3 separate regions of the Homo sapiens genome follow, and all the other regions are linked to region 3. A link is a loop called in an ENCODE intact Hi-C map of the cell type or tissue named here. Cell type or tissue: ovary. All regions are shown on one strand. Links, peaks and the distances in the headings refer to the core of each region. The heading gives the core; the rest is flanking DNA. Region 1 overlaps TMEM100 (transmembrane protein 100). Region 2 has its middle 15 kb from the start of SMIM36. Region 3 overlaps LOC101927389 (a long non-coding RNA gene).

The links. Peaks named below come from ENCODE experiments on the same cell type or tissue, not always from the same donor. Only the 100,000 strongest peaks of a DNase experiment are listed, where the experiment ranks them.
Region 1: it touches region 3 in a loop (2.1-fold over the local background); 17 of 110 quality-filtered maps call a loop at or near these places.
Region 2: it touches region 3 in a loop (6-fold over the local background); 59 of 110 quality-filtered maps call a loop at or near these places.

Annotation. Positions count from the first base shown.
Region 1 is chr17:55,713,972-55,721,191 of GRCh38, reverse strand. It overlaps TMEM100 (transmembrane protein 100), which reads left to right. Exons shown (of 2, transcript NM_018286.3): 2 at 57-1,565. The coding sequence starts at 122. The coding sequence ends at 526. Among named protein-coding and RNA genes, the nearest start is that of TMEM100, 5.3 kb to the left of the region's middle. In ovary, for the core only: a CTCF peak has its summit at 2,865 (motif pointing right); a DNase peak (open chromatin) is centred at 2,871.
Region 2 is chr17:55,522,741-55,530,120 of GRCh38, reverse strand. It overlaps a transcript of SMIM36 not described here. Among named protein-coding and RNA genes, the nearest start is that of SMIM36, 15 kb to the right of the region's middle. In ovary, for the core only: CTCF peaks have their summits at 2,416 (motif pointing left) and 3,566 (motif pointing left); DNase peaks (open chromatin) are centred at 2,380 and 3,560.
Region 3 is chr17:55,638,972-55,646,351 of GRCh38, reverse strand. All of the region lies in intron 2 of LOC101927389 (a long non-coding RNA gene), which reads right to left. Among named protein-coding and RNA genes, the nearest start is that of TMEM100, 80 kb to the left of the region's middle. In ovary, for the core only: a CTCF peak has its summit at 4,366 (motif pointing right); a DNase peak (open chromatin) is centred at 4,371; H3K27ac peaks cover 459 bases.

The DNA of each region.
Region 1 (7,220 bases), core at 1-5,000, 76 kb before region 3:
GCTTACAGGGTGTACATTCTGATACATGTAGCTGACATCTCCTGTTATCTTCACAGCTTTCACCCTGGTGAGACTGTCCAGATCTAGTCTGTAAACCCAGCTTAGAAGCACTGTTGTAAAAATGACTGAAGAGCCCATCAAGGAGATCCTGGGAGCCCCAAAGGCTCACATGGCAGCGACGATGGAGAAGAGCCCCAAGAGTGAAGTTGTGATCACCACAGTCCCTCTGGTCAGTGAGATTCAGTTGATGGCTGCTACAGGGGGTACCGAGCTCTCCTGCTACCGCTGCATCATCCCCTTTGCTGTGGTTGTCTTCATCGCCGGCATCGTGGTCACCGCGGTGGCTTACAGCTTCAATTCCCATGGGTCTATTATCTCCATCTTTGGCCTGGTTGTTCTGTCATCTGGACTTTTTTTACTAGCCTCCAGTGCCTTGTGCTGGAAAGTGAGACAAAGGAGCAAGAAAGCCAAGAGACGGGAGAGTCAAACAGCTCTCGTGGCAAATCAGAGAAGCTTGTTTGCTTGAGACTGAATACGACCAAATGGGCCATTGGGCCTGGAAAACGTGCTCTGACTTTGTCACCCAATTCACCCAGAACCATGGTGGGAGAGAACAGACTTGGCGTTGGAGCAGACTGGAAGAATGGGGGTGGGAGGGTGGAGGGGCTTCTCCTTTGTGAGGAATGACTCATGTCTTCTTTAACGACAAACTTAACCCTAAGGGCTACTTCTGAGACTGAAAAATCAGCTTTCTATTTACATGAAACACTTTGGGGGTCATGGGAGTGCACAGCATTAGACAGTATTTGGTTCACCCTGTAAAGTAGCCAAGAAAAGATGAGAAAAATCAAGATAGGCCTGGCACACTAGACATTTGCCTCCAAAAGAAATAACCTACAGTCTTAAGATGTATCATAAAAATGTTCTGCCAAGGATCTAAATTACCTTGGGTTTCGCATATGTCTATGAAATTCTGTGATAATTTTTTTCAATACATTGATTCACTGGCGTCTGTTTTCATTTTATACTTTTAATAACTCATCACTGGTGGTACTTTATCTTGAAAAGTAATATTTTTTATATTTTAACATTGGACAGTGTTAGCCAGTTGTAATGATGTATCAGAAGTAAAGAAAAACCCATTAAAGTTATAGCTAATAGATGCTGTTGGGGGTTAAATTAATAGTAAAATAATCCAATATAGCACTTTTGATGATTTTTATATAAAAGTCAACTGTACATTTCATTCAGAATAATAAATACTTATTGCTGCTAAAACTTCTTAAATGGTTGTTTCTGCTATAGTTATTTCTATTGCAGTTCCAAATTGCCATCTTCCCTTGTCTCATTTGCAAGTTCTCAATTGTATTTCTCTCAAATGGACAGGTTCCTTCTTTACTGGAGGATTTTTGTTTTTATCATATTGGTTTTTCATTACTTCTGAATAGTCTTAATTACGTTTACTAAATTCTAAAGGATTTCTGTGCTATTATAATTAGGAAATCAACGTCTTTGGTCAGGAACTTTATAATGTGCTATTAAATGTATATTACATTTTTGTGGAATCAGTTGTTAATTATTTGCTTAACACGTATGCCAGCACCAACTATATGCCAGGCATAATGTAGATTCTCAGGTTTCTTACTCAGTTAGATCTAATACAATGCAAATAAAGTTACTGCTTGAATTCTTCAGTGGACATTGAGCTAGTCCACAGCTAGGACTCTACCCTGTAACTCCAGCCAGAAATACAGCTCATTCATGTAGTTTAAACCACCTTAAGCTAGAATCGAAAGATAGGCATGAAGGTTTCTTAAAACTTGGAAAACAAAATCAGCCTAGCATAGCACACTCATTGAAAGTCTTTCTGTCCAGAAATTTAATTAAACATGACAGGAGCCCTGGGGCCCTTACTACTCCCTCATGCTCAGGTAGTTTTGGTAAGTGGAAACACCCTAAAAATGACTTTGCAGGTCAGATGGTGTCACGTACAGATCAACATTCCTCCCAACCAAATGCAAGTTTAGGGGGCTGTGCTCATTTCAATGCAAGTGAGTCTGTGCCTTCACATGCCTCTTCTCCGTGCAAAGATACTCAAAGCCCACCCCCCACCCCGCCACCGCATTGCTGTATTAAGAAATTACTCAGACAAGGTTCAAGATTCTCCAGTCTGATCCAAAAGGACGTATCCAGTTTTCATACTCACTCTAATCCCCAAACCTCCTTATGAGTTAGCCAGAATAGACTATTCACCATTCTTGCACCCGACTTTGGTTTTCCTGCCTCCATGTCTGTCCAAACTTGTGTTTTCCCTCGCTTATAGTGCCATTGTTTCCTTGATTTTAATCTCCCCAAATCCTGCTTCTCATCAGCACTCAGCTCAAATGCTACCTCTTCCCGGAAGTCTTCCCTTTTATCTGAAAGTAAATGCCCTTTCGTGAGTTCATCTTTTATTCTCTGATGGCATCTTTTATTTTCTGTCGTGTTGGTGGCATAAGTTTTATCCTTATTCCAAAGCTCCTTAGAAGTGTGTGATAGATCCTCTTTTTAACCCTAGTGAAATGCCTAACATAATGGCTTACGGAGATTAAGTACTCAATAAGTACCTAATTAAGGTGCTAAATGAGCCAAAAAATAAAAAATCAGAAAGTGAATGGTTTATCCAGAATTATAGTCCATTCTAATCTCGTTAAAGAAAAAAGTTTAGTTCTCATTTTTCCCCCAAAGAGGCCATCTCACTCTCTATTACACCTCCACTGTAAGCAGCAGTTGGAGGCGAATATTTACTCTCTATTCTTCTCTAGCCTGACCTGGCCTTCAAAATGCTTGAAAAGCAAACTCATGAATTATTTCCGGCCACCAGGGGGCCCCATGCAGCTACTTGAGTCCCAGAAGAAACAGTTCTATGGAAAGACCTAAATTGTAATAACCAAAATGGGATCAAATCTCTCCTAAACGTGAGGAGTTGGTGGAGATTCTCCATTTATCCCACCCTTACACACTTCCCTAAGCCACTTCACAGTGGCTATCTTGGGGTTCTGTTAGTACGGGAAAGACTTGCTCCATTTAGGGAGCTTCTAGTCACATTAAAAGGTATATACTGTTACATAGCTGCACGGCGCAGAGATAGTTCTACACACTGTGAACCCCAACTCCCACGAGGAGAATAAACTCAAATTGGGATTACAAATTATCACAATTATCTCATAAAATGTTTTTATTGGGTAAGGTCTATCTTTACAAATGGTTGTATTATATACAAATATGCAGGTGCGACAGAAAATAAATGAATGCATATAAAATGCATGCATAAATGTATTAAAAAGATAATCTGACTCCTCCCTAGAATATCAGAAACCAGCTATATCACCTAGTGGAATTCCCCCTAAACACAGACATCCCAGAGTGCACAGAAACAACTTTTAACCTTGTTCTGTGCAGCTGGTCTCTGGCCCAGGTGAGAATCATAGCTGTATGGTGGCTCTGCTCCCCATCTTACTCTCTTGGTTAATCTAGGGAATCCTGCCTGGAGAAACTGCACAAGGAGATCACGTGATAGCACAGAAGTTTGAGGCCAAAGGATGAACCCCAGAGAGCCAGATCACAAAGCCTCAAACCTACTTTCCATCACCCGCTCCCCCCCACCATCCCTAAAGAGAAAGAGAGGAATACAGGTGAGAGAGATGTTAAATAGGCGATACATATTCTGGTCTCCAGGCAAGTATTACGGTTCTGAACTTGGAAGATCTTGATATTATAGTGCTCGATAGTGTAACAGCACTCAACTGTACCTGATATTCTTCACCACACTCTGAGGCTGGGAGTATAAGTGTTCACTCCACTTTACAATTGAGGAAACTATAGTTCAGAGAGGTTAAGGGACTGTTCAGCTAAGATCTCACAGCAGGCGAGGCCTAGCACCAGGAACAATAGGTTGACCACACATTGTAGTTGCCCCAGTGTCTTAAACCTCTGGGCTGCTATAACAAAAGTACCATAGACTGGGTGGCTTATAAACAACAGAAATGTTTCTCTCTCACAGTTCTGAAGGCTGCGAAGTCCAATATCAAGGTGCCAGTATATTCCATGTCTGCGGAAGGCCCACTCTCTGGTTCATAAGTGAAGCCTTCTTGCTGTGCCCTCAGATGGTAGAAGGGGCAAAGGAGTTCTCTGTGGCCTGTTTTACAAGGGTGGTAATCCCATTCACGAGAATTTCACCTTCATAACCGAATAAACTCCCAAAAGCCCCACCTCCAAATACCACATTGAAGATGAGATTTCAACATATAAATTGGGGGGTGGAAGGGAACAGACATTCAGTCTATAGCACCCAGTTGTTTTGTTTGTTTGTTTCTTTTTTGAGACGGAGTCTCACTCTATCGCCCAGGCTGGAGTGCAAAGGTGCGATCTCGGCTCACTGCAACCTCTGCCTCCCCGGTTCAAGTGATTCTTCTGCCTCAGCCTCCTGAGTAGCTGGGACTACAGGTGCCCGCCACCACGCCTGGCTAATTTTTGGTGTGTGTTTTTAGTAGAGACAGGGTTTCACCATATTGGTCAGGCTGGTCCCCAACTCTTTACCTCGTGATCCGCCCGCCTTGGCATGCCAAAGTGCTGGGATTACCGGTGTGAGCCACCACGCCCAGCCTATAGCACCCAGTTTTATGCTTAGCCATAACCAAAATCATTTCCAGAATGTCTCTTTAGCAAAAGGAGACAATACAGGTATTACAACATCTACTTTTGAAAAACTCTTGTTAAAGTATAATTTACACAGAGAAAGTTGTACAGCTCAATGAATTTTTATAAACTTGTGGAATTAACATCCAGACAAAGATACTGAATATTGCCAGCACCCAAAAGCTCCCTTTGTATCTACTTTCCATCAGTATCTCTCCAGGCGAAACCACTATGTGGCCTCTAACACCCAGAGTTGTGTTGCCTGTTTTTTAACTTTGCATCAGTGGAATCGTATCAAGTATACTATTTGTTCCTGGCTTCTTCTTGCAACATTATGTTTATGAGCTACAATCTATATGGTTGTACGTAGTTATAAATGGTTCATTCTTATTGCTGTGTAGAATTCCATTGTACAAATACAGTATCATTTATTTAGTCTTTCTACTGTTGATAGACATTTGGATAGTTTCTAGTTTTTAATGACTGAAGATAGTATTTTTGGTAGCCAGCCTCTAACGGTATCACATGATCCCGGACTCCTGGTATTCACAGATTCTGTGGCCTCCTCCCACATTGTCCCAGAGTTGGTTTGTGTAAACAATAGAATATGGCAGAAGGGGTAGTAGTTGACTTCCAAGATTAGGTTATAAAGACATCTTGTTTTTTCTCTCTTTTGATTGCTCCCACTCTCCCTCACTCCCTCTTTCTCTGAGGGAAGCCATCTACCATGTCCTGAGGTCACTCAGGCAGCCATGCAGGGGCCCATGTGGTGAGAAACTGAGGTCTCCAGCCAACAACTAGAGAAGAACTAAGAACTGCCAGCCACTACCTGAGTGAGCATAGAAGTGGATCTTTTCCCAGGGGAGGCTTCCAAGGACTGTGTTCCCGGATGACAGCTTGACAGACCTCATGAGAAACCCATCCAGCCAGGGCTGCACGGTGACTTTATGGGACCTATGCACTTTTGTCTTTGTGGGCCCCTTCCTCCATTACAACAAAAAGGAAGTATCTCACTCACTGGAAGGAGGAAATTGTACTAACAAGCATCGTGGTCCCTAGGCCTGGTGCCTGCCGTACCTAATGGGTACCTTGGCCCTGAACCCAGCTAAGTTATTCCCAGATTCCTCACCCACAGAAACTGTGAGATAATAAATGTCTGTTGTTTTAAGTTGCTAAGTTTGGGGGTAATATGTTTTGCAGCAGTAGGTAGCTAATATTGTGCTATGATGAAATTTGTTCTACATGATTTTTGATGTACGTATGTGCATGTTTCTGCTGAGGGTAGACCTAGGTGTGGAATTCCTGGATTAAAGGACAGTATGTGTTCAGCCTTATTGCCAGAAAGTTTTCCAAAGTGATTGAGTCAGTGTACTCTCCTGCCAGCACTCTTCAGAGTCTGGATGCACTACATCTTCAGCCATTTTTTAGTATTTTTCATCTTTTTTCATTTTAGCCATTTTTATGGGTGTAACATCTGCTTTTAAAGTTTTAAGAAAGGAGACGTAGCACAAGAATGTGGGCTTGATACAGCATAGCAAGTTAGAGATAGGAGAAGGATTTGGAATGGGAAAGTAGGATTTAGATTTGGACTTTGGAGGAGCAAAGCAGCGAAAGAGAAATTCTCGGGAAGTGCTCTGGAGATCAGGAAACCAAACTAGAGACTGGAAGTTTAAGTCATCGCAGTCCCAGCTTCAGCATTTATCAAGCATCCATTATGCTCCAAAGGTCATATTCTGAGCTCCACATGGAATATCTCATTTGATCCTCACAGCAGCCTAGTGAAATAGATACCATTATTGCCTTCATTTCACGGATAAGGAAACTGAGACATAGATGAAGCCATTAAATGAGATCACATAGTGAGCACACTTAGGGCCTGAGTTCAAAATCCAGAACCCACTCACTTAGCCACACTGCCTATCCTGCCTGGTACACAGTAAACTGTCAGTACCTGGTTCTTGAAGGAATGTCTCAAGTAGAAGCTGAGCAACACAGTCTCAGGTGTCTAAGCTAAAGAGTGGGGCCAGGTGGAGTGGCTCACGCCTGTAATCCCAGCACTTTGGGAGACTTTGGGAGACCGAGGCAGGTGGATTATGAGGTCAGGAGTTCGAGACCAGCCTGGCAAACATGGTGAAACACAGTCTGTACTAAAAATACAAGAAAATTAGCCGGGTGTGGTGGCGGGTGCCTGTAGTCCCAGCTACTCAGGAGGCTGAGGCAGGAGAATCGCTTGAAATCAGAAGGCAGAGGTTGCAGTGAGCCGAGATCGCACTGCTGCACTCCAGCCTGGATGAAAGAACAAAAAACTCTGTCTCAAAAAAAAAAAAAAAAAAAAAAAAGAGTAAGGTCAGCAACAGTTTTGAGAAACCCGGACTAAAATTAGAGATTATTATGGAATGATTTGCCATCTGAAGCCAGGATTTTTTCTGACAACCTCCATATATTTGCAGCATTTAACAAATATCAAAACACTCTCTCCTGAGTCTTGTGAGGCTCAGGACCCTAGCCACATCTTCTGCCACCAAACATATGGCTGATGCTTT
Region 2 (7,380 bases), core at 1,429-6,428, 120 kb after region 3:
TAAAGCTTTGTTGTTTTCAGATCAAACTTTCTCTTTTATTTCTCTTTCCTCGCTAGGGCTTAGGAGGAGAACTCAGCTTTCAGTTTGATGGTGAAATATTAGTTAAACACATCATCCCCAAAGGGATGTATTTGCATCTTCTATGAACGATGATGGAAACAGTCTCAGTTTATCAGCAAGATGGCTGAGGATGCACTTACCTAAATGAGCAATGAAGATTCATCTGCTACAGCTGAACTGTATTTGCATAGGCTAACTTATTGAGAAGGAAAAGTTAGGTTTCAGTATTATATAAAATGTGTTTGTTTTGTTTTTTGTTTGTTTGTTTTTCGGACAGGGTCTGGGTCCATCACCCAGGCTGGAGTGCAGTGGTGCCATTGCAGCTCACCACAGCCTCGACCTCTGGGCTCAAGTGATCCTCCCTCCTCAGCCTGCCAGGTAGATGGGACTACAAGCACGTGCCACCACATCTGGATACTCTGTGTGTGTGTGTGTGTGTGTGTGTGTGTGTATTTTTAGTAGAGATGGGGTTTCACTGTGTTAGCCAGGATGGTCTCGATCTCCTGACCTTGTGATCTGCCCGCCTCAGCCTCCCAAAGTGCTGGGATTACAGGCGTGAGCCACCGTGCCAGGCTCACATCTGGATACTTTTGTATTTTTTGTATAGAGGGCATTTCACCATGTCACCCAGGCTGTTCTTGAACTCCTAGACTCAAGTGATCCACACATCTCAGCCTCCCAAAGTGTTGGGATTACAGGCATGAGCCACTGCTCCCAGCCTGGATATATAGTATGAAATATTTTTAATGGTAAATTAATTATGAGTTGTTGGGCAAAATTTGGCTGCTTATTTGTAAAACAAACTAGCATTTTTTAACCATATTCTGCTTTGTATTGTCTCTGTATGAATATCTCTTTTATACTGCAGCAAGAGGAAACCTGAGAAGGATAGTTCTGTCACCTCCATTTTTTCTTCAGAATAAATGTCAACATCTATGAGTTCTTCTTTACACAAGTTTAAATAGTTGGTGCTAGACAGACCCAGAACAAACATCTGAAGGAATCCCCTGAAAATATGAGGTCACTAATATAAGTGACTTATCCAATGTCACACAGGCAGTTTGTGGCAGAGCTTCAATTCTACCCAGATTTCCTGGTTCTTCATCCAGAGCTCTTTAGCTACTTTTCTGTATATGCAAATTGCATTTTCTTCCAACTGTCTTAGCAGAAAGAGTAAAAACAATTACGTTATAGGTTTAAGACTTCCTTGAGGCTGGTGCAGTGGCTCATGCCTGTAATTCCAGCCCTTTGGGAGGCCTAGAGGGTCAGATCATCTGAGGTTAGGAGTTCGAGACCAGCGTGGCCAACATGGTAAGACCCCTGTCTCTACTAAAAATACAAAAATTAGCCAGGTGTGGTGGGAGGCATCTGTAATCCCAGCTACTCAGGAGGCTGAGGCAGAACTGCTTGAACCCGGGAGGCAGAGACTGCAGTGAGCCGAGATCGTGCCACTGCACTCCAGCCTGGACAACAAAAGTGAGACTCCAACTCAAAAAAAAAAAAAAGAAAAGAAAAGAAAAAAAAAGACTTCCTTGAATAGCTGTGCTTGTGCTTGGTGGTGTGCGCCTATAATCCAAGCGACTTGGGAGGCTGGGGCTGGAGGATCACTGGAGACCAGGAGCTTGAAGCTGCAGTGAGCTATGATCGCACCACTGCACTCAGGCCTGGGTGACAGAGTAAGTCCCTATCTTTAAAAATATATATTATATGAAATTGAAAAAAAAGAACTTCCTTGAATAATCCCACCCACCTGTGTTGTTATCCTGGTTAGTAAATAATCGTGAGCAATGGTATTGATTTATGTGTTCACATAGGCAACAAGCATTTGTCAGGCATTTATTATTGTGCCTCACATGAGGCTAGGCAGTTGGAGAACAATGAGATAACACAATGTAGATTTTTAAGGGCTTCATATTGCAAACCGTAAGACACACTAAAATAATGGGTAATATGTGCTCTAATCCTGGCATGTGAAAAGTTCTGGAATATAAAGGAGAGAAGGCTGAAAAGTGAAGGGTGCAACCTAAGACTCTGACCAGTGACTAGGAGTTTTCCAGAGGAGGAAGAACGGGAAAGGCATTTCAGGAAAAGGCCAGCATGAACACGCATATGAAGCTGCACGCAGGTGCAGAAAAAGGGGTAGGTGTTAGTCTTCTGGGGCTAAGTAGGCAGACCCTGGTTTCTGCCACCCCTGCTAAGTTTAATGCTTTCTGACGACAGACACAAGGTGTTCAAACCTAAGTTGATAGTTCTCTTCTCCCCTGATCTGCAGAGTGGCAGCCTATTTTTTCTGACTGTAAAATGGACTACAAGAGAAAATTCCTGCTCAGAGGGTGCCCTCTCTTGGTAAGCGTGCACATGCAGTGTTTCTCTCCAAGAAGGAAAAGGATACTTCAAATTGCCTATAGTGTCACCCTCATGCAAACCTATAAAAAGAAGGAAAAAGATACTTCAAATTGCCTATAGTGTCACCCTCATGCAAACCTATAAAGAAAACACAGTTTCCCTGACAGGTCACTTTAGTTGACAATAAGAGTAGATGTGAGGGAAAGAGCCACAGACTGAGAAAAACTGGATCCCACAGGCCTAGCGACCTGATCATAAAATCAGTGGATTGCGCCAAATGTTCTTAGTCCCTCCTTTTTCTGATGTACTCTGACTTCTAGAAGCTATGGCTCACTAGATCTTGGCTAAATTTAAAATTCTTGCTACTTAAACCATATTCTCAGAAGTTAAGGACTCTGAGGAAACCAGAGAATCCCCACCAGGAGAGAAATATTGTTTCTGGCTGTGGCAGCTTTCATCTCTGAATGTTCCTTAGCAGCCAGAGATAATTGGTCCATATAACTTTTCCTTTCTCTTTTTCTCACATTCTAGCAGTAAAAATCCTTTTTGAAGATGGTCAATAACATGAGGACATAGAGCAGAATCACATTCTGTTTCTACAAAACACCCCCACCACCATTTTAAACTACAAATCTGCCAAACAAAAGATCATCCAAAAGACACTTTTTGAGTGCATTGCAGAACTGGGAGGGTATCTTCTTCCGAAGTAATTTCATTTTTCAGGCTTGCAATAATAAAATGATCTTAAGAGTGCTGAGAGCCAACAGCTGAGGGGAGTAGAGCCACCGTTGAGCCCTGAGGCTTGGTGGTATCCTGGGATTTGGACATTCCCCACAGATAATTCCAGCAAATGCATTATTATAGGGGAAAACAGTTCCTTGAAGTGGGGAAGGAGACTGAGAGTGTGGGGAGGGGAAAGAAATGAGCCAGAGGCAAACTGTGTGTGGTCATGTGGGAAAAAATTAGCTTATTTTTTCTGTTGTCGCCCAAAGAATGTCACTGGTGATATAAAGAAGTGGAAAATGAGAAAACTCCATGATCATCCAAAAGCCATTATTGTCCATTTCCTGATCCTGATGGGAAGGAAAATTGGACCATAAATCTTAGACTTACACATGGTCATGGTCTCTTAATGCCCTCTGCTGGCGAGGAGGCAGACTGCAGCTGCCTGCACTGTGTTATAGTGGACAAACTGCATAGTACCTCTAGGCTTCATTTCCCTCATCTATAACATGGGGATAATAATAGTCTTTCTCGGCCGGGCGAGGTGGCTCACACCTGTAATCCCAGCACTTTGGGAGGTCGAGACGGGTGGATCACCTGAGCTCAGGAGTTCAAGACCAGTCTGGCCAACATGGTGAAACACCATCTCTACTGAAAATACAAAAAATAAAAAATAAATAAATAACCAGATGTGGTGGCGCACACCTGTAATCCCAGGTACTTGGGAGGCTGAGGTGAGAGGATCGCCTGAAGCCGGGAGGTGGAGGTTGCAGTGAGCCGAGATCGCACCACTGCACTCCAGCCTGGAGGACAGAGTGAGACTCCATCTCAAATAATAATCATAATTAATAATAATAATAGTAGTATTGCTCTTAGAGAAACGTTGTAAAGATTAAAGGAACTAACATATATAATTCATTCAAAATGGTGCTAGCTATAAATTAGAATGGCCTTGTTGGCCACATTTGTTTCCTTTCTCTATCTCCAGTTTTTTGTTTGTTTTCCCAAATCAAAACAAATCAATTACAGCTCTGTAATTGGTGTGGTGGCTCACGCCTGTAATCCCAGCAGTTTGAGAAGTCGAGGCAGGCGGATCGCTTGAGCACAAAAGTTCGAGACCAGTCTGGCCAACATGGAGAAACCCCATCTCTACTAAAAATACAAAAATTAGCCAGGCATGGTGGCGCCTGCCTGTAGACCCATCTACTCAGGAGGCTGAGGCTGGAGAATCACTTGAACCCAGGAGGCAGAGGTTGCAGTGAGCCGAGATCACGCCACTGCACTGCAGCCTGGATGACAGAGTGAAACCCTGTCTTAAAAAAAATCAATAAATGTCTATCACACTTTCATTATGTACAAAGTATCATATATAGTAGATATTTTGTCCCTATCCTCAGTGAATTAAATCTATTTTGAAGATGCAACACAAAACTGGTGAAAAGTTAAATCTTAGGAAGATTTGTATAGAATATTCAGTCATCAAAAGAATTTTAATTGGGAAGTACATTATTAATTCTAAATTAGTTGTGCATACAATGAAATTTTCAGAGGAGAAGGGTAATGTAAAATGTTATGGGGGAGGTAGGATTTGGACTTGGTATTAAAGATGGATTTTAGGTAAGGATGAGCAAAGAAGGCATAAGAAACTAGAACAGCAATCAATCAATCAATTAATCAATGAGGCAAGGTAATGGGAAGGAGAGTTAAGGAAAAGTGGAGAGACAAGGGATGACACAGTTTTTCCAAATATATGTGAATAATGAAAATAAAGCTGAAAAGTAGGTTGGTGCTAACAGAAGGCTAAGCTAAGAACTAGCACATCTCAATGTTACAGAAGAAAGCCTTCTGTAGACAGGGGAACATATATAAAAGGAGGTACAGTATAGAAGTTACAGGTGCAGGCTCCATTGCCACTGCCTAGATTCAAGCCTTGGCTCTGCCACATAAAAACATACGACCTTGGGCAACTTCCTCAACCTGTCTGTGCCTCAGTTTTCTCATCTGTAAAATGGAGGGATAAACTTCCATAGAGTTGCTGGGAGGATCGGATGGCTCAGTGCATGTAAAGCAGTTAGAAGAGAACTTAGCACATAGTAAGCTCTCAGTCTATGTGAATTATGATGATGACAATGTAATGATAGCCCACCTCTTAGGTGATCCTTCACTATTCCAGGATTGAAGTCAATCCTAGCTTTATACAATTGCTACTAGTAATAGGGCACTTTTTTCACTAGCTTTATACAATTGTTACTAGTAATAGAATACCATTTTCTCTTAGTAATAATGGACTTCCTGAAACAACTGGACCCTTAGAAACTTTTAGTGAACTAGAGAAATGCAAATCAAAACCACAATGAGATACCATCTCATACCAGTCAGAATAGTTACTACCAAAAAGTCAAAAAATAACAGATGCTGGCCAGGTTGCAGAGAAAAGAAAACGCCTATACACTGTCGGTAGGAGTGTAAATTAGTTCACCTATTGCAGAAAGCAGTGTGGTGATTCCTCAAAGAGCTAAAAAACAAATACCATTCAACCCAGCAATCTCATTACTGGGTATATAACCAAAGGAATAGAAATTATTCTACCATGAAGATACATGCTGTGTATGATCACTGCAGCATTATTCAAAATAGCAAAGACGTGGAATCACCCTAATGTCCATCGATGACAGATTACATAAAGAAAATGTGGTGCATATACACCACAGAATGCTGCATAGCCATAAAAAAGAATGAGATCATATCTTTTGCAGAAACATGGATGGGGCTGGAGGTCATTATCCTTAGCAAACTAACGCAGAAACAGAAAACCAAATAATGCATGTTCTCACTTATAAATGGGAGCTGAATGATGAGAATTTATAGACGCAAAGGGGAACAACAGACACTGGAGCCTACTTGAGGGTGGAGAGTGGGAGGAGGGAGAAGACCAGAAAAAATAACTATTAGGTACTAAGGTTAGTACCTGGGTGACAAAATAATCTGTACAGCAAACCTCTGTAACATGAGTTCACCTATGTAACAAACCTGCACGTGTACCCCTGAACCTAAAATAAAAGTTAAAAAAAAAGAAAAGAAAAAGAAAAACTTTCTTAGGAGGTTAGATATTAATATGTTATCCTCAAAACTTGAAACAATTTTTCTGAAAAAAGAAACTTTTAATGAGCTTATGTTTTCCATTCGGCTTCATATAAATAGAGCCAGGCAATTTGAAAGCCCAACTCAAAATATTACTTTTCCCTGAAGCTGGATGTATTAGTCGGCCGAGACTGCCATAACAAAATACCAGATATTAGGTGCCCTAAACAGCAGAAACCTATTTTTCTCACAGTTCTGGAGGCTCTGGAAAGTCCAAGATCAAGATGTCTGCAGGTCTGGTTTCTTCTGAGGCCTCTCTCCTTGGCTTGTCTATAGCTGCTTCCTTGCTTTGTCCTCACATGTTTTTTTTTTTTTTTTTTTGAGACGGAGTCTCACTCTGTCGCCCAAGCTGGAGTGCAATGGCACAATCTCAGCTCACTGCAACCTCCGCCTCCCGGGTTCAAGCAATTCTCCTGCCTCAGCCTCCCAAGTAGCTGGGACTACAGGTGCGTGCCACCATGCCCAACTAATTTTTGTATTTTTAGTAGAGACAGGGTTTCACCATGTTGGCCAGGAAGGTCTCGATCTCCCGACATCGTGATCTGCCCACCTCAGCCTCCCAAAGTACTGGGATTACAGGCATGAGCCACCACACCCAGCCCCTCATGTGGTGTTTTTGCTGAGTATGCACATCCCTGCTGTCTCCCTGTGTGGTCTCATTTCCTCTTCTTCAAAGGACACCTTAATGGCCTCATGGTAACTTAATCATGTCTTTAAAGGCCCTATCTCCAAATACAGTCACATTCTGAGGTTAGGGATTCAATATATGAATTCTGGAAATCACAATTCAGCCCACAGCATTAAACTAGGACCTCTTTCCTCATTATAATATTTCTCTAATCCCCTGCCAAGATCTTTTTTTATCACCATTATTTCCTAATATTGGAAGAGATGTGTTTGTGAACGGCTTATTCATTCCCCAAATATATATTCAATGCTTAGAATGTGCCTGCCATGCTCTGGGCCCGTGTACAGGGATACAATGAATACAACAAACTTCCTGCCTTCATGGAACTTACTTTCTAGAGGGGAGAGTCATATCACAAACAAAATGCATGACAACACTAAGAACATGTCAGATGGGGACAAGTGCCATAGAAAATAAGCAGA
Region 3 (7,380 bases), core at 1,559-6,558:
GAATGCTTTTGTTTGTTTGTTCTTTAGGTGTGTGAATTGAAAGCAATTTTGAAGCAAACAGATATTTTGGAGGGATTAATTTGGAGGCATTCTTCAGAATAAACTAGGAGTACAAGACACAAGAGAGCAGTAAGAAAGCTATTCACATATAGAGATCTAAAGGGTCTAAATTGATGAGTTCAATATTCCTTTAGTCAAATTGCTTGATTGTATACAGTACAGTACTTCAGGACATTCTTTGAGTTTCTTTTCTCATGGTTTGCCTTTTTTTGTTTGTTTTTTGACACAGGGTCTTGCTCTGTCACCTAAGCTAGACCAGGCTAGAGGGCAGTAGTACCATCACTGCTCACTGCAGCCTCAACCTCCTGAGCTCAAGTGATTCTCCCATATCAGTTCCACAAGTAACTAGGACTATAGGCACATGCCACCATGCCTGGTTATTTTTGTATTTTTTTGTAGACACAGGGTTTAACTGTGTCACATAGGCTGGTCTCATGGTCTCGAACTCCTGATTTCAAGCAATCCACCCACCTCAGCCTCGCAAAGTACTAGGATTACAGGCCACCACACCCGGCCTCTCATGGCTTTCTTGATTCTACACCTTACCCATACAGGCAGGTCAAAACTCAATAAAAATGAATTGTAACCTCGCTTTCTTGTCATCAATAGTCCTGGTCCTTCTTACTTGTACCTTCAACTACTTTGTTCTTCTATCACTTGTGTAGTTCCTGTGTCTACGGTTATCTAATCTGTTTAACATAGACTTTGGAGCCAAGCAGTTTCCCAAAGCCAGGCAAAAGATGCAACTCAATCATCAATGTCAAGAGGCCAAGCTGAGCAAGAGATCCCAGGTACCAGGAAACAGGCCAAGAATCTGAGAAACCAGACATTTATTTGTTGCTCCATGATCCATCTAACTGATGTAACAAAGAACCTATACAGCTCCATAGGGTGAATTAGGATCTGGGTGTGCAATGCTCTGCAAATAGGCATGGCTTTGTGCAGCCTACACACTATGGGAGAGGCAGGCACCAATAAAATCATTGTAAAACCGGGTAAGTGTTACACAGGCAGTGTCCCCCAGGGCTGTAAAAGGAGGATTTGACCTGGTCAGGGAGGTCACAAAAGATTTCCCTGAGTAAGGGACGACTGAATTGAGAAGGATCATTGACTAGTGTTGAAATAGAGGGCAACCTAGGTGGTATCTGGAGTAGTTTCCCAAGTCCCAGGTGCCTCTTATAGGACCTGGTGGAAGATTTGGTTGAAGGTGTGATTGGAAGTATCTAGAGCCCTTAGATGCTCTATATCTTTAAATCTGAATTCTCTTGACTTTGTTTGCTCTTCTTCCCTTAGACTTCTACTTCCTGGAATAGCAAACCAGGACTTGTCCTGACTGTGGCCTTTCCAAATCTTGGTGGCTTTGAGAAGACACCAAACAAGGAACAAGGACAGTGAACCCAGCTCCATGTATCTAGATCTCACCCCAGCAGTGATCTGTCTGTGCAGATATTCTCTCTACCTGGCTTAGCCCTTGCGTGGAAGGGATTGTACACATTTGCTTTTGATCCATCTCTTGTAACTCTTCCACTTATCTCACACTCCTCTCCTATGTTTTCACTGTGAGACTTGGGTAAGGTCTGTACTTCATTGATATCCCTTAGGTATTGTCTCTTCTAATATTCTCTTTAGTTGTGAGCAGATCCCCTACTCTACTGACTCATGCTAAAGAATGAGCAGCAAACAGAGACCGAGTCTATTTGAAACCCATGGGCATTGAGATGCATGATCATCTCTCTCCGATGTGCTGTCTGGCAACTAGGCAAGAACAGCAAGCAACCACAAACTGAAAATAGTTAGTGTTCCTTTTACCCGGGAATAAACAGAGCCTCCCTATCTTCTCTTGTTAATGCTTACATCTGCAGCTGTCAGTGAACATCCCCCAATGCCTTGCTGAACATGAGAGGAGAGGAACGTCTCGGGGTTTGGCTTAATCTCATAATTTTGTTCCTCCTGCCCTTATTCCTTCACCATCAGATTATGAGTGTCCCCATTACTACTCTTCTCCCTCTTCCTAAGTTACAGCACCTGTGGCTGCTTCCTCTCCCCCATCTCCTTACCAGGGCTCCAGCTGTTCTTTTCACGTTCACCACTCACCTGTACTGATAAACCCTCTTCATCCACACAGCACCCTAGAGAAGGGAGAAGGGAAGGTACCAACACATAGGGGTGCCACGTGGCCAACCCAAGACTTTTTGGCAAGTCAGTAGCAGAGCTGGGACTAGATTAGAATGTTGGTCTTCTCAATCGTGGCTCTATGCTCTTTCTACTAAATCATGGTGTTGTTTTTGTTTGTTTGGTTCTCAAATAGGATATTTTAGACAACAAAAATATGCTGGATATGTTCCATTTTCCTGTCTGAAAGGTTCTCGCCCCCCGCCCCGGGACTATGTGCAGCCTCCACATTTGTTCTTGTCTTTTGGCTTCCTGTTAGGTTCGGCCAATGGGAAGCCCTGGAAGGAGAAAAAAGGGTGGGAAGATAACGAGATAGGGTAGCCGTATCCCTGCTCCCTTGTTGCTGGACTAGGGGTTTTAGTCACTGTGTTCCTCCACCCAAGCCTTCGGTTCCTATTCAGTGTCTCTCTCCTACACCTTTCTTTGTACTCACATAACCACTCTCTCCCCTTACCCCATCAGATCTGAGGATGATAATGGCTCCCAGCTATTGCTAGCTCTTAAATGCTTTCCTATCCCTTGTTGATTTCCTTTAACTGTTCCACTTCTTTGTAAATAGTCATTTCATTAAATTTCCCTCAATTGCCCCACTTAAGGGTGCCCTCTCTTTCCTACAACAACTAGGAGTGAGACAGAGGGTTGAGAAAGAGCCTTCTGAAGTTAATTCTTATCAGCCATAGGCATCTATTTCCTGAACTCCTTTGCCGTCCTCAAGTTTGTTAATGGATATATTTCACATCTTGTAAAATATGCTTACTGTGGTGGAGCTCCTGAGAGATGAACAGTACCCATAGAATTCCATCTTTCCCAACACTGACATGTCCTATAGAGCCTTTTGTGGGATTTGTACCAACTTGAAGGAGAAAATACCCCCCACACACATAAAGAAACAGGATGGGCATTCATGGACAGGAACCTAACTTCAGGGTAACAGAAAAATGATGGATTAGTGAAGGAAGGCCCTCCTGGACCTGTCTTTGGGAAGACTAGTCTTGGTCCTGTACCTAAAATTGCACACAAGCCCTTTAGTTTTAATGATTAGGTCCCCAGTTATAAAAAATGGTATTTGCCACTGAACCGGAAGTTCTTGTTTTTTTTGTGGTTAGCCTGAGGCCATGGAACTGCAGGGTCTCTTTCAGGGAGGTCTCCATGGTATCTAATTCCAGGGCCCCTCCCACTGCCACAGTAAACACCCTTGAAAGGCCCTGAAGGAATGTTCCCAGTGACCACCTGGGGATCTCCAAAAATCTGTGGGAGGCTCCTAGGCATAGTGGTTTCAGGGTTTTCATACCACCATCATCCAGAACCACATCTTACTCCTCCCCACACTGTCTGAACTGCTTGAAAAGTGTCAGTGAATGCAACTCCAAACAACAGAGGGCCCATTTAAGCAGAAAGCCTGGACAATGTCAGTTTGCCATGATCATGGCCCACTCTCTCAAAAGACTGCTACAAGACCATCACCTGGTTTAGCCATTGTAGCCCAGATAACGCCAATGTTATTGTTATTCTCTGCAAAACTATTTTAAGTTCCCCAAACTTTTCCAAATCCTCTGTTTCCTTAGATCCACCTTGCAAATCTATACTCTTGGCAGGATAACTACTGTTATCCTGTTTTTACAGAGAGATGAGGAAACTGAGATCATGATTTAAGTTCTCAGAGCTAGCTGTTGGCAAGACTGGAATTAGGAATCAGATCTGCCTATGTTCCCTGCCATCCCACTCCCTCTTTTTCACTACATTACCTTTCATCCATGATGTTTGTATGCACAGTTTATCAGTTTTCTTATTGAAAATGCTTCTAACAATATCTTAATGGTGTTCTTATTCTTGCTACTATGATATAAAATTCCAAATAAATTGTGTATTCAAAAAATTTGTATTCTTTAAGTTAAAATTTTTATTTACAATGCATTTTACCATTGCAAGTTTGAAAACACTGTGGTTAGAGTTTCAAAGTGGCCCAAGAAACCCAAAGATAGTAGAAAACGTAGTACTAGCAGTAGTACTAGTACTACAATCTACTTTCCTAGCCTACAGCAAGAATCTCTGCAAGTCCACAGCCCTGTTGAACTTGAAGCTTCCCAGAGGGAACTGTAGGTTCACTGAAGATGAAGTGTCTCCATGTCACAATGCCAGCAGGGGGCCCCATAACAGCTTTCACAAAGACTGGCTTCTGCTAAGTCAAGTATCGTAAGTGGATAACCAGCCTCCCTAAGTCAGATCCAAAGCTTCCTGCTTTGAAACCCTCCCACTCACAAAGCTGTGCATATCATGTGTCGTGGCACTAAATTAGCAAGGAATAAAGAAGCTTCATTGCTGTTGATTGTACTTCCCTTCTGTGATGGGGCCAAAAGGAATTACTTGTTGAGAGAGCTGGCACCTCCTCTAGAGATGCTGATTGAGTGTAGAAGAGATATGCACGAGCTGTGGGAGGGAAAGAAAGAAGGTATTTCCATTTAGCACTGGTTTTCTTTTCATTTCAGGGATGGTCACATTAGAGAGGTGAAGTTCAGACATAAGCTCCACACACTCCTCAGTGTTCACAACCTACATGGAATCTCAAGAGCTGGGAAGAGTCTCAAGCAATCCTCTCTCCACATCTGCACCAAAATAGGAAAACAGCTCTTCAGTATTCCTTGATCATCAATAACGTACCCAACACTGTCCTAAGCCCTGAAATATAGATAAAGGAGTTTCAGTCTGTGTTCTTGAAGAAAGTGGTTTTGAGATGGGGCATCAGATAGAAAAATATAATAAAGGGAAAATAATTGCTATTTTTTAACCAAACCTGCCTTCCAAGGTCATTCTGGAAATGTACTGCTCTTTGTTTTTCCTTCTGAGTGCTTCAGTTGATATGCTTGAGCAAAGGTGGACACAGATTCGAGTTGAGGGAAAGGAGGAAGGCAGAAATAAACACAAGAAGGTGAAAATAAATTAGATTTCTTGGAGCTAATCCCAGAGGGAATAGGTGAGGTGGAGGCAAGAGAGTCAGGGACAGAGAGAACCACTAGTGTGGCTGGTGCTGCACCGGGAGCACAACATGGGAGGCAACTTTGGAAACATCTGCTGGGTGAAGTGGCTGAAGCTTTTAGAACTGAGATGTCCAGTGTCCACTTTGAAATTGTTTGCATTGCTGCAGAGCAAACTGCCTCCCCACCTCCTTCCAGTAAAATTTACTCTGCTAAGATTGCCTTGTGTGAGTAGGGGTTTTGAAAATACGGAGGAAAGGCCTGCATTTCCTCCTGTTTGGGCTGAGGTGGTGTAGCACTGACTCTGGCACACACAGTATGGTGACAACCCACAAGCCAAGGATGCAGCCAGCTGAGCTCAGTGTGACTTCAATCCGCAGAAACCCTCGGGACAACGGGGTGTGGTATGAACTCACACCAAACACAGAATTGGAGGTTTAAGAAGATTTTCTGAGTTCTAAATGAGAAAGTAACCCTTGTTGTCTATTCTTCTTTCAAAAAAAAAGTAAAATGTTTAAAGTATTTTAATAGAGGTTAGGACATAATATTAGACCTTAGGACGTAATATTACTACCATATTGGACCAAGAAACTAAAGCAGCTGGGCGCGGTGGCTCACGCCTGTAATCCCAGCACTTTGGGAGGCCGAGGCAGGCGGATCACGAGGTCAGGAGATCGACACCATCCTGGCTAACATGGTGAAACTCCGTCTCTAATAAAAATACAAAAAATTAGCCTGGCATGGTGGCGGCGGGCGCCTGTAGTCCTGGCTACTCAGGAGGCTGAAGCAGGACAATGACATGAACCTGGGAGGCGGAGCTTGCAGTGAGCCTGGGAGGCGGAGCTTGCAGTGAGCCGAGGTCACTCCACTGCACTCCAGCCTGGGCGACAGAGCGAGACTCCATCTCAAAAAAAAAAAAAAAAGGGAACTAAAGCAACAAAAGAAGGGAAGTGGGGTTGAGAAAGGCTTCACAGAGGGGGGAAAATTAAAGCAGGGCTTGGAAGATGAATAGCATTTCACCAGTTTGAGAAAAGACAGCAGGAGAAAGGAACAAGGAAGGGTATTTTAGGTAGAGTTAAGTGCTTATGTCAGAGTTTCTGTACCTTGGCACCACTGACATCTTGGGCTGAATAACTCATTATTTAGGGCGAGGTCCTGTGCATTGTATAATGTTTAGCCGCATGCCTGACCTCTGTCCACTAAATTTTCAGTAGCACATTCCTGTCCAGTTGTGACAAACAAAAATGTCTCCAAACATTGCCAAACCAAATGTCCCCTGAAGAATAAAGCAAATGGCATGTTTGGGGGATAAAGGGCAATGAAGTTGAAACCCAGTGTTCATAGACAATGGTGGCCAAAGATAAGGTTGGTAAGTAAGTTATGACCAGATGGTGGAAGGAGACTAAATGCTTGCCATGGAATTGCCATAATTCTCTATGTCCTGGCAATTCAGATGTGAATTTTAAGCAGAAATAACGCAGTCCAATCTGTGTTATCAAAAGATAACCAGAAGTCATATAGATAATGACTTAGAAGGGCAGAGAATTTAATTAGACAATTGCTATGTCCTGTAAGAAAACAAACACAGCTACCTTGCTTCTTTGTCACTTTGGTCTGCAGAATGGTCCATGACCGTCCATGACTATTACCCTAAGAACTTTCTCTTAGGCCCAGCCAAACTTGCCCAGCCTTGACTCTGCACTAGTAGCTTGTTCTGAAGGCTGAGAACACCTGTAGCTTTGACCCCCTTATTTTAGCAACCATTCTTGAAGCAGCCAGAAGTTCACACCCAGAAGCCCTTTGTTTGTTGTGTTGTTGCTAACAGAGCCTGAGGTCTAACAGGGGTTTCCCGGGTGTGTTGATTAGCTTTCTGCTACCAGGGGAGCCAGGGACACAATGTGCGCAGGGGCTGCTCAGCTTAGGAGCCCACAGTCAGAACTGGTAGTTATTTAAAGCCTCCAAAAGTAGTGTCAATGTCGCTGCGGCAGGTTTTTTTTAAAGGTGCTTTAAGGGGCCAGGAGTAATGGCTAGCTGATTCTTCCACTTTGCCTTGCTAATTTGGGATTTGGGTTGCAATTATAAACAGCTGTTGCAACATCACCAGATTCCTAAGCACAAAAAGGGGTGACAGAAAATCTGATTTGGGCCTGTTCAAAATTTTGATAATTGAATTTTC